3 separate regions of the Homo sapiens genome follow, and regions 1 and 2 are each linked to region 3. A link is a contact called in ENCODE Hi-C or POLR2A ChIA-PET data. All regions are on one chromosome and are shown on one strand. Each heading gives the region's core, a stretch centred on a gene start or an enhancer-like site at or near the end of the contact. The rest is flanking DNA. Distances are from core to core; before and after follow the strand shown. Region 1 overlaps HVCN1 (hydrogen voltage gated channel 1). Region 2 has its middle 36 kb from the start of ATP2A2. Region 3 has its middle 18 kb from the start of ARPC3.

What was found. A loop is a pair of places that touch in the nucleus more often than their neighbours do. ChIA-PET counts read pairs that join two places held with the same protein, here RNA polymerase II (POLR2A). Pooled maps may share reads with other maps.
Region 1: a loop to region 3 is called in a pooled map, with 2.8 times the contacts of the local background. The contact joins two enhancer-like sites. A Hi-C loop is called at or near these places in 5 of 50 pooled maps. POLR2A ChIA-PET finds 5 or more read pairs at or near these places in 8 of 52 experiments (CD8-positive, alpha-beta memory T cell, GM12878, H1 and 5 more).
Region 2: a loop to region 3 is called in a map with no recorded cell type, with 7 times the contacts of the local background. The contact joins two enhancer-like sites. A Hi-C loop is called at or near these places in 1 of 37 single-sample maps with no recorded cell type and 7 of 50 pooled maps. POLR2A ChIA-PET finds 5 or more read pairs at or near these places in 3 of 52 experiments (BJ, WTC11 and activated T-cell).

The regions. Positions count from the first base shown.
Region 1 is chr12:110,667,819-110,670,518 of GRCh38, reverse strand. All of the region lies in intron 3 of HVCN1 (hydrogen voltage gated channel 1), which reads left to right. It overlaps LOC124903017 (a long non-coding RNA gene), which reads right to left. Exons shown (of 2, transcript XR_007063460.1): 2 at 1-398. Among named protein-coding and RNA genes, the nearest start is that of HVCN1, 20 kb to the left of the region's middle. RefSeq lists enhancers at 208-347, 1,398-1,497. Within about 2 kb of position 1,283, at least 5 of the 41 ENCODE cell types and tissues checked have a DNase peak (open chromatin) inside an H3K27ac peak, as active enhancers do; they include GM12878, where a contact is called at or near this core.
Region 2 is chr12:110,244,269-110,247,086 of GRCh38, reverse strand. No RefSeq gene overlaps it. Among named protein-coding and RNA genes, the nearest start is that of ATP2A2, 36 kb to the left of the region's middle. Within about 2 kb of position 1,431, at least 7 of the 41 ENCODE cell types and tissues checked have a DNase peak (open chromatin) inside an H3K27ac peak, as active enhancers do.
Region 3 is chr12:110,430,458-110,433,374 of GRCh38, reverse strand. No RefSeq gene overlaps it. Among named protein-coding and RNA genes, the nearest start is that of ARPC3, 18 kb to the left of the region's middle. RefSeq lists an enhancer at 1,529-1,638. Within about 2 kb of position 1,559, at least 18 of the 41 ENCODE cell types and tissues checked have a DNase peak (open chromatin) inside an H3K27ac peak, as active enhancers do; they include GM12878, where a contact is called at or near this core.

The DNA of each region.
Region 1 (2,700 bases), core at 34-2,533, 240 kb before region 3:
CATGGAAGGAAGTTAGCAGCATGCTGAGATGATATGAGGTGTGATAAAATAAGCAACCATAGTAATACACGTTGCTGCCATTGTGTCTTAGAGTTTTGGGGTGAGGGTGGTTAATATGCAAATCAAGTCCCCCAAAATAGCTCTGGGAGGGAACAGGGAAATGCAAACTGAAGGGACATCAGGCCATGGGAGTTGGGAGTTGGCTGACTTTCTTAAAAAGTACCTTTTTCTCCGATTGTCAGATAACAATGAACTAGGGACTTTCCCCCTCCCACAGATGGCGGCTTCTGAGCCTGTAAAAATAGGCATCCACAAAATGCTTTTCTCTCCTTCGCTTCTAGGTCTGTCTTTTTCACTTTCCCCTTCTCTCCCAGATGGTAGTTTTTCTGGTCTAATACCTGTAAAAGAGGTCAGCAATATGTTTACCTTGAAGGAGTAGTGCCTAAGATTTTGTTAATCCATTCATTTATTAACCATTTCTTTTTTCTTTTTTTTGAGATGGAGTCTCGCTCTGTCACCCAGGCTGGAGTGCAGGGGCGCAATCTTGGCTCACTGCAGCCTCAGCCTCCCAGGTAGCTGGGATTACAGGCATGTGCCACCATGCCTGGCTAATTTTTGTATTTTTAGTAGAGATGGGGTTTCACCCTGTTGGTCAGGCTGGTCTCGAGCTCCTGACATCAGGTGATCTGCCCGTCTCGGCCTCCCAAAGTGCTAGGATTACAGGCTTGAGCCACCGCGCCCGGCCTCTTAACCACTTCTTGAGCCTCTCCCTGTGACTGAGGAAGAGTCTCTGCCCTCCCAGCGTTCACAGCCCAATGTGGTGGGGACAGTGTCTCAGTGGTTGTTAAGACAGTGTGACGTACACCCCAACTGGGGTGAGGGAGAATTAAAGAAGGCCTCCCAGGGAAGGTAAAATCTAGGTGTAAGACCTGGAAGATAGATGGGATGGGGACAGGCCATGCGGAGTCCTGGAAGCAAGAGAGCGTGGTCCGCTCTAGAACTGCAAGTTCCATGTGGCTGGAGGCTGGCAGAGGCAGGGTGCTAGGAAGGAATAAGGCTGGCAGGGAGACCAGGGCCTGGGGAAGCCAAGAGAGCTGGGACTCGATCCTGAAGGCAGTTGTGGGCATGGAGGTCGCTGCACAGCAGGGACACAGTCAGGTTGGCATTGGAGAAGGAGGACCCTGGCTGCAGGCAGGTGGAGGGAGGGTCAGGGCAGGTTCTGGTGAGGGAGAGGGGACGATGGAGTGCCAGCCAGGTTCAGGAAGTGAAACCGATGGGGTGTGAGGGAGAAGGAGGAGCCAAGGACGATTTTCTGTTCTTGGCCTGGGCAGCCAGGTAAGTGACAGCGTGCCCTAGGGGATGTGGAAGGAGGAGTGGACTGGGAGAGAAAGGTAAGAAATCAGGTCAGTTGGGTCACAGCAAACCAATGACCCAGCAGGATCTTGAACATCAGACTGGAGTCTTTGATTTGAACGTGAACGGCACCGAGAACACAGCTGTGCTAAGGCCCCCAAAGAGAGAGTCACCGGCCCAAGGACAGGGTCAAGGCTGAGGTCTCCAGGACTCCTGGTATGGGGCAGGGACATGGTACAGGAAGCTGAGGAGGGTGGCCAGAGATAGCAGGAGAAGCAGGGGGCGAGATTGCCAAGCACAGCAGATTCAACAGCGTCAAAGAGTGTGGGACCGTCAGGCAGGTTGGAGCCACGGTCACAGGTTTTGATATGGAAAGGTGACCGCAGAGGAGCATCAGGGTACAGTGGGGACAGCAAGGATTCTTGCATGGGAGATGGAGCTGTGGGGGTGTCCCGCATCAGCAACTCCACCTGTAGACTTTTGGGGTTATAAGTGACAGAAACACAGCTCAGTGTCACTTAAGCCACAAAGCGGCTGTATCAGCTCATGTAACTTAACAGCCTGAGGGATGCAGAGGCAGGCAGTGGGCAGAGAAATGAAATATCCAAGGATGGTGATGAAGCTGGAGGAGAAGAGTTTTGGGGTTTTTTGTTTTGTTTTCTTGAGACAGTCTCACTCTGTCACCCAGGCTGGAGTGCAGTGGCATGATCTTGGCTCACTGCAACCTCTGCCTCCTAGGTTCAAGCAATTTTCATGCCTCAGCCTCCCAAGTAGCTGGGATTACAAGTGCCCACCACCACGCCTGGCTATTTTTTTGTTTGTTTTTAATAGAGATGGGGTTTCGCCATGTTGGTCAGGCTGGTCTCAAACTCTTGACCTGAAGTGATCTGCCCATCTTGGCCTCCCAAAGTGCTGGGATTGCAGATGTGAGTCACCATGCCCAGGTGAGTTTTTGTTGTTAAGGGATGATCATAGCTGGCACTTCCAGAGCTGGGGGCTGCTCTGAGCCAGGCACCGAGGCAGGTGCTCTGTACGCCACACTACTAAAATTACAAAAATTAGCCGGGCGTGGTGGCAGGATCAGTCTGTCCATGAATGCTAGGAGTCTGGAGTGCATGGTGAAGCTGCTGAGGCCCACCACATTCTCTTGATCAACCCTATCTTTGCCCTTTTCTGGAGCTTTTCTGCTTCTGGCATGACAGACTTTTGACTGAAAACCAGAAATGTTTTCTGCTCTGCTGAGTGCCCTAGATATTTTCATCCCAAATTACTAAAAGTTGCTTCTTCACCAGTTGCAAGGTTTCAGAAAGAAAAATTTCCTCTTCTGTAAAATATAAATGCGGTTTT
Region 2 (2,818 bases), core at 182-2,681, 190 kb after region 3:
AAAAGCAACTTTTCTTGAGAAAAGTCTGAGGGTTTTCTCTTTTCCTAGGAAGCTAGGCCCTGGCCCCCTGGCCCCTTCACCTTATGGAGGGCACTCCCTCTGCCAGGGCCCTCCCAGCTGGCAGAAGCGCTTACAAAGGTCAGAGAAAAGCATCCTTCCCTTTCACAAATAAACAAACCCAATCCATGTGCTGGAGGACTTAGAGTATATTAATAGCCAGATATTTTGTTTTCCTATTCTGGTGCTTATCCCCTTCCACTAGGATGAAAGATAAGAGAACACAAAATGTTCTCCATCAGCTACCCTTCTCCCCTCCCCCAGGGAGAGGCAAGCCAGGGGAGTGCGCTCTTCTGTTTAAAGCCATTCCTGATGGAGGAACCCTGAGAAAATAGACTTAAAAGTTTATATTCAGTCTCTCTTGGCTACTGTTGCTGCTCAGCAAAGAAACTCTATATTGTTTAAACCCTCCAGGCGAACGGGTTGCAAGGCAACCTTCAAACAATAGAAAATACCCCAAACTAAAAATAAAGGCATTAAGAGATGGAAAGCATGGTGGTGCTTTGGTGAAGTGATTCCAGAATTGGGGCAAGGGAGAAGGTCGTTGATCAGGCTGCTTGTGTGTGACATCAGCCCGTTTGCCTGCTCTCATCCTTATCAATTGAGTTTCTTATAATCCAGACATATGGGGTCCCGCTTCTTTTTATTTCTGGACTCTCAGTCCTCTCACTGGTCATCAACTGCTTTGGGCGGGAGGGTGTCAAAGGCCTGTAAGGTTGGGTGCCTCCTGTCCTCAGGAAACTTCCTAATCAATGCACTTATCCCACTGGCTCCCAGCTGACAAGGAACAGCACTTCCATTCCTGAGAAATCCTTAGAAACCCAAGGACAGACAGGGCTGGGGCCCAACTTAATCATAAGGTTCTTACAGGAAGAAGGCAGGAGGGTCAGAGTTGGGGAGGACACGTGAGGACAGAAACAGGCTGGAGCGACGGGCTTTGAAGACGAGGAAGAGGCCACAAGCCAAGGAATATGGGCAGCCCCTAGAAGCTGGGAAAGAAAAGGAAATGGCTTCTCCTCTAGAGCCTCCAGAAGGAACACGGCCAAGCCAGCACCTTGATTTTAGCCTTGTGAGACCCACTTTGCACTTCTGGCCTCCAGAAATGGAAGATCATGCATTCATGTTGTTTTAAGCTACTGGATTTGTGGTGATTTGTTACAACAGGAGATTAATACAATCATGAAAAGGAGAACCCGAGGAACTTTCATAAGGACAAGGAGTTGACAGTGAGTTCCTGGGCACTGCAGGCAGGTGACTGGGAAGCCTGGTGCTGCCCTGGCCCTGCCCTCAGTGACTGCTGCTCTCTGGCTGTGTGCTCTTTGCCACAGATGGAGGCCAGCAGGGGGCACTGAGCCAGCAGGGCTGCCTTTAAACAATCAAACACACATCAATACAAAGGCTGGGGCTTTGCCCACGGAGAGGGCAGGCTGATGGGTGTATTATCCAATAAGCAGACCTGAGCAGCGGGGACGTTTTCACCCATGACCCTTGGCCCACCCCAATCAGTGTCACTCAAAGAGAGATCAGACTGGAAGGGGAAACTGGAAGAAAGAAAAATACATCACCTCCACCCCCTACTCCAGGTTGCTGTCCAGCAATTACTGAAGATTCCCTTGGACTTCTCTGGAAGGAGACATGTAAGAGACTTCAAGGCAGGTTGTGAGCAAGTTTGCCTTCTCTCTGTCTATTCTCTGATTAAATGTCTTCTAAGGACATTTTCTTCTCTGGTATAAGAGAGCCTAGGAAATCCTACCTCAAAAAAAAAAAAAAAAGGTGAAGACCAATAATTTACTCTGTTCTCATGACATTTCTAGGAGACAAGAACCATCAGTCCCATTATATAATTTGGGACCCTGAATTACAGAGAGGGCAAGCAACATGGACATGGCCACACAGCCAACCAGAGCGATTCACTCAAAGCAAAACGCAGCTCTCCCGGCGCCTGCACTGGTACTGCCCTCTGTGTGCTCACGCTTAGTCTCAGGCTCTGGCTAACCGGGTCAGTAGGGCGTGGCCTCTGGGTAGGTGGTCCTAGTGGAATGCAGAGATAGAAAACCATTAAACCTGTCATCACAGGGCAAGCTACTGACGCCTCAGTGGGAAGATTTTCCAGACCAGAGCTCTGAATTGCTCTGGGGTGTGTGTGTCAGTTTGGAAGGTAATCAGGGGAGGAGGGAAGGTCCTAAATAACAGCCAAGTCAAGGTATTTGCACTCTACTTTGCATAAATAAACCCACAAAGAGCTTTCATTTTTTTCTAGCATCAATACAAATCTTTTTCTAGCTTTTTTCTTATTCATCTGCCCTGTTTCTCCCTCCCTTTATCATTCTTCTGAGACCGCCTGGAATCTACCTTTAGGAGCAAAGCTAAAAGATTCTCCAAACTCACTGCCAGCGGATTGAAGTGGCTTATGCCGAACAGCTGCTGAACCTTCAGGACCAGCTCTATGAGGGCCCACGGCTCGGCATGAACGCCAGCAGCTCCACACACTGTGGGCGATCTCCACTGCCCTTTCACGCAGAGAGACTTCTGCAGAGCCACCCTCATTTCTTTCTTTCTTTTTTTTTTTGAGACAGAGATTCTCTCTGTTGCCCAGGCCAGAGTGCAGAGGCGTGATCGCGGCTCACTGCAACCTCTGCCTCCTGGGTTCCAGCGATTCTCCTGCCTCAGCCTCCCAAGTAGCTGGGACTACAGGCGTGTGCCACCATACCTGGTTGATTTTGTATTTTTAGTAGAGATGGGGTTTCTTTCTTTTTTTTTT
Region 3 (2,917 bases), core at 310-2,809:
ACAGTTCACACAGCAAAAGGAATGGATATGTGAAAACCTACTCCATAGATAAACAGAAGGACAGTCCTGAAGCCAAAAGAGTGGTGGTGGTGTGTCGTGGGGGGTTTTGTTTGTTTAATTAAAATTTGTTTGTTTGTTTGTTTTTGAAACAGGGTATCACTGTTGCCCAGGCTGGAGTGCAGTGGCATGAACACGGCCCACTGCAGCCTCGACCTCTTGGGCTCAAACAATCTTCTCGCCTTAGCCTCCCCAGTAGCTGGGACTACAGGCACACATCTCCAGGCCCAGCTAATTTTGTATTTTTGGTAGAGATGGGGTATCATGTTTTTTTGTGTTTTTTGTTTTGGTTTGGTTTGTTTTTTGCTTTTTTTTTTTTTTTTTGAGACTGAGTCTCTCTCTGTCTCCCAGGCTGGAGTGCAGTGGTGCAATCTTGGCTCACTGGAACCTCTGCCTTCCAGGTTCAAGCTATTCTCCTGCCTCAGCCTCCTGAGTAACTGGGATTACAGGCTTGTGCCACCACGCCTGGCTAATTTTGTATTTTTAGTAGAGACGGGGCTTCACCATATTGGCCAGGCTGGTCTCAAACTCCTGACCTCAAGTGATCCATCCACCTCGGCCTCTTAAAGTCCTGGGATTACAGGTGTGAGTCACAGCGCCCAGCAAGACAAGGTTTTGCTGTGTTGTCCAGGCTGGTCTCAAACTCCTGGACTCAAGTGATCCACCCACCTCAGCCTCCCAAACACTGGGATTACAGGCATGAGCCACTGCACCTGTCCTAAATTAAAATTCTTAACCCAGAATCAGAGTTTTGGTGTTTGGGTTGGAACTTCTGCCACAGGGGTTACAGACATGTCAGAAAGGAGAGAAAGCCACCCTGATTCATTTCAAGATTACAGGTTTGGGGCCAGGCCTGGTGGCTAGAGGTCGAGGCTGCTATGAGCCATGATCGCACCACTGCACTCCAGCCTGGGCGACAGAGTTGAGACCCTGTCTCAAAAAAGAAAAAAAAATTTTATTTTAAACATATCACCACGTTGGCCAGGCTGGTCTTAAACTTCTGACCTTAAGTGATCCGCCTGCCTTGGCCTCCCAAAGTGCTGGCATAAGCGTGAGCCGCCGCGCCCAGCCAAATATATGTATGTATGTATATATATCTATAGACATATCTAGATATCTAGAGATATCTATAGATATCTAGAGATAGATCTATCGATCTATATATCTAGATATGTATCTAGATATAGATCTATCGATCTATATATCTAGATATATAGATCGATAGATATAGATCTATATATAGATATGTAGATATATAGAGCTATATAGATATATCTATATATAGATATGTAGATATATAGATCTATATATAGATATGTAGATATATCTATAGATAAATATCTATATATATAGATAGATATCTAGATATCTGTAGAGATCTATATAGATATATATATATTTTTGAGACGTAGTCTCGCTCTGTCTCCCAGGCTGGAGAGCAGTGGCGCGATCTCGGCTCACTGCAAGCTCCGCCTCGCTCCGCCTTCCGGGTTCACGCCATTCTCCTGCCTCAGCCTGCCGAGTAGCTGGGACTACAGGCGCCCGCCACCACGCCCCCCTAACTTTTTTGTATTTTTAGTAGAGACCACCGTGTTAGCCAGGATGGTCTCGATCTCCTGACCTCGTGATCCGCCCGCCTTGGCCCTCCAAAGTGCTGGGATTACAGGCGTGAGCCACCGTGCCCGGCCCCTTTTTTTTTTTTTTTTTTAATTGTGGAACCATCATGATAGAAAACCAGCTTACTCTGGGTCCTGTTCCCAGTTCCGTTACTGCCAGCAGGGGGCGCACGGGCCACAGGCGCTGGAACTAGCTTCTGGACCATTTCCCCTTGGGACTTTATCGTGGTAGGTGTTTTGTTTTGTTATATTTTGTTTTTTAATATATGCAAGAGGACAATTTCCAAATGATTTATTATAAATTATACATGAATATAGTCTGATTTTTTTTTTTTGATAGAGCCTTGCTCTGTCACCCAGGCTGGATTGCAGTGGCGCAATCTCAGCTCATTGCAACCTGCACCTCCTAGGTTCAAGCGATTCTCCTGCCTCGGCCTCCCAAATAGCTGGGATTACAGGCGTGCGCCACGATGCCCAGCTAATTTGTGGATTTTTAGTGGAGACAAGGTTACACCATGTTGGCCAGGCTGGTCTGAAACTCCTGACCTCAGGTGATCCACCCGCTTCAGCCTCCCAAAGTGCTAGGATTACAGGCGTGAGCCACCACGCCCGGTCCAATAGTATGAACTTTAAAATACAGCTTTAATTGAAATGTAATGCTGACATTAAAAACAATTATAATGTTGACTTTTTAGACAAGGTAATTTAGTAATAGTTCTCAGATTTTTATTTTCTTCCCCTTCTTTTTTTTTTTTTTTTTTTTTTTTTTTTTTTGAGACGGAGTCTCACTCTGTCGCCAAAGCTGGAGTACAGTGGCACCATCTCGGCTCACTGCAAGCTCCGCCTCCCTGGTTCATGCCATTCTCCTGCCTCAGCCTCCCGAGTAGCTGGGACTACAGGCGCCCGCCACCACGCCCGGCTAATTTTTTGTATTTTTAGTAGAGACGGGGTTTCACCGTGTTAGCCGGGATGGTTTCAATCTCCTGACCTCGTGATCCACCCGCCTCGGCCTCCTGAAGTGCTGGGATTACAGGTGTGAACCACCGCGCCCGGCCTTTTTTTTTTTTTTTTTTTTTTTTTAAATAAAGATGGGGTCTCACCATGTTGCCCACACTGATCTCGAACTCCTGGGCTCAAGTGATCCTCCTGCTTCAGCCTCTCAGAGTGCTAGGACTACAGGCGTGAGCCACTGCTCCCAGCCTCCAGATTTTATTATTTTTGATCAAGCAACTCAACTTCATATT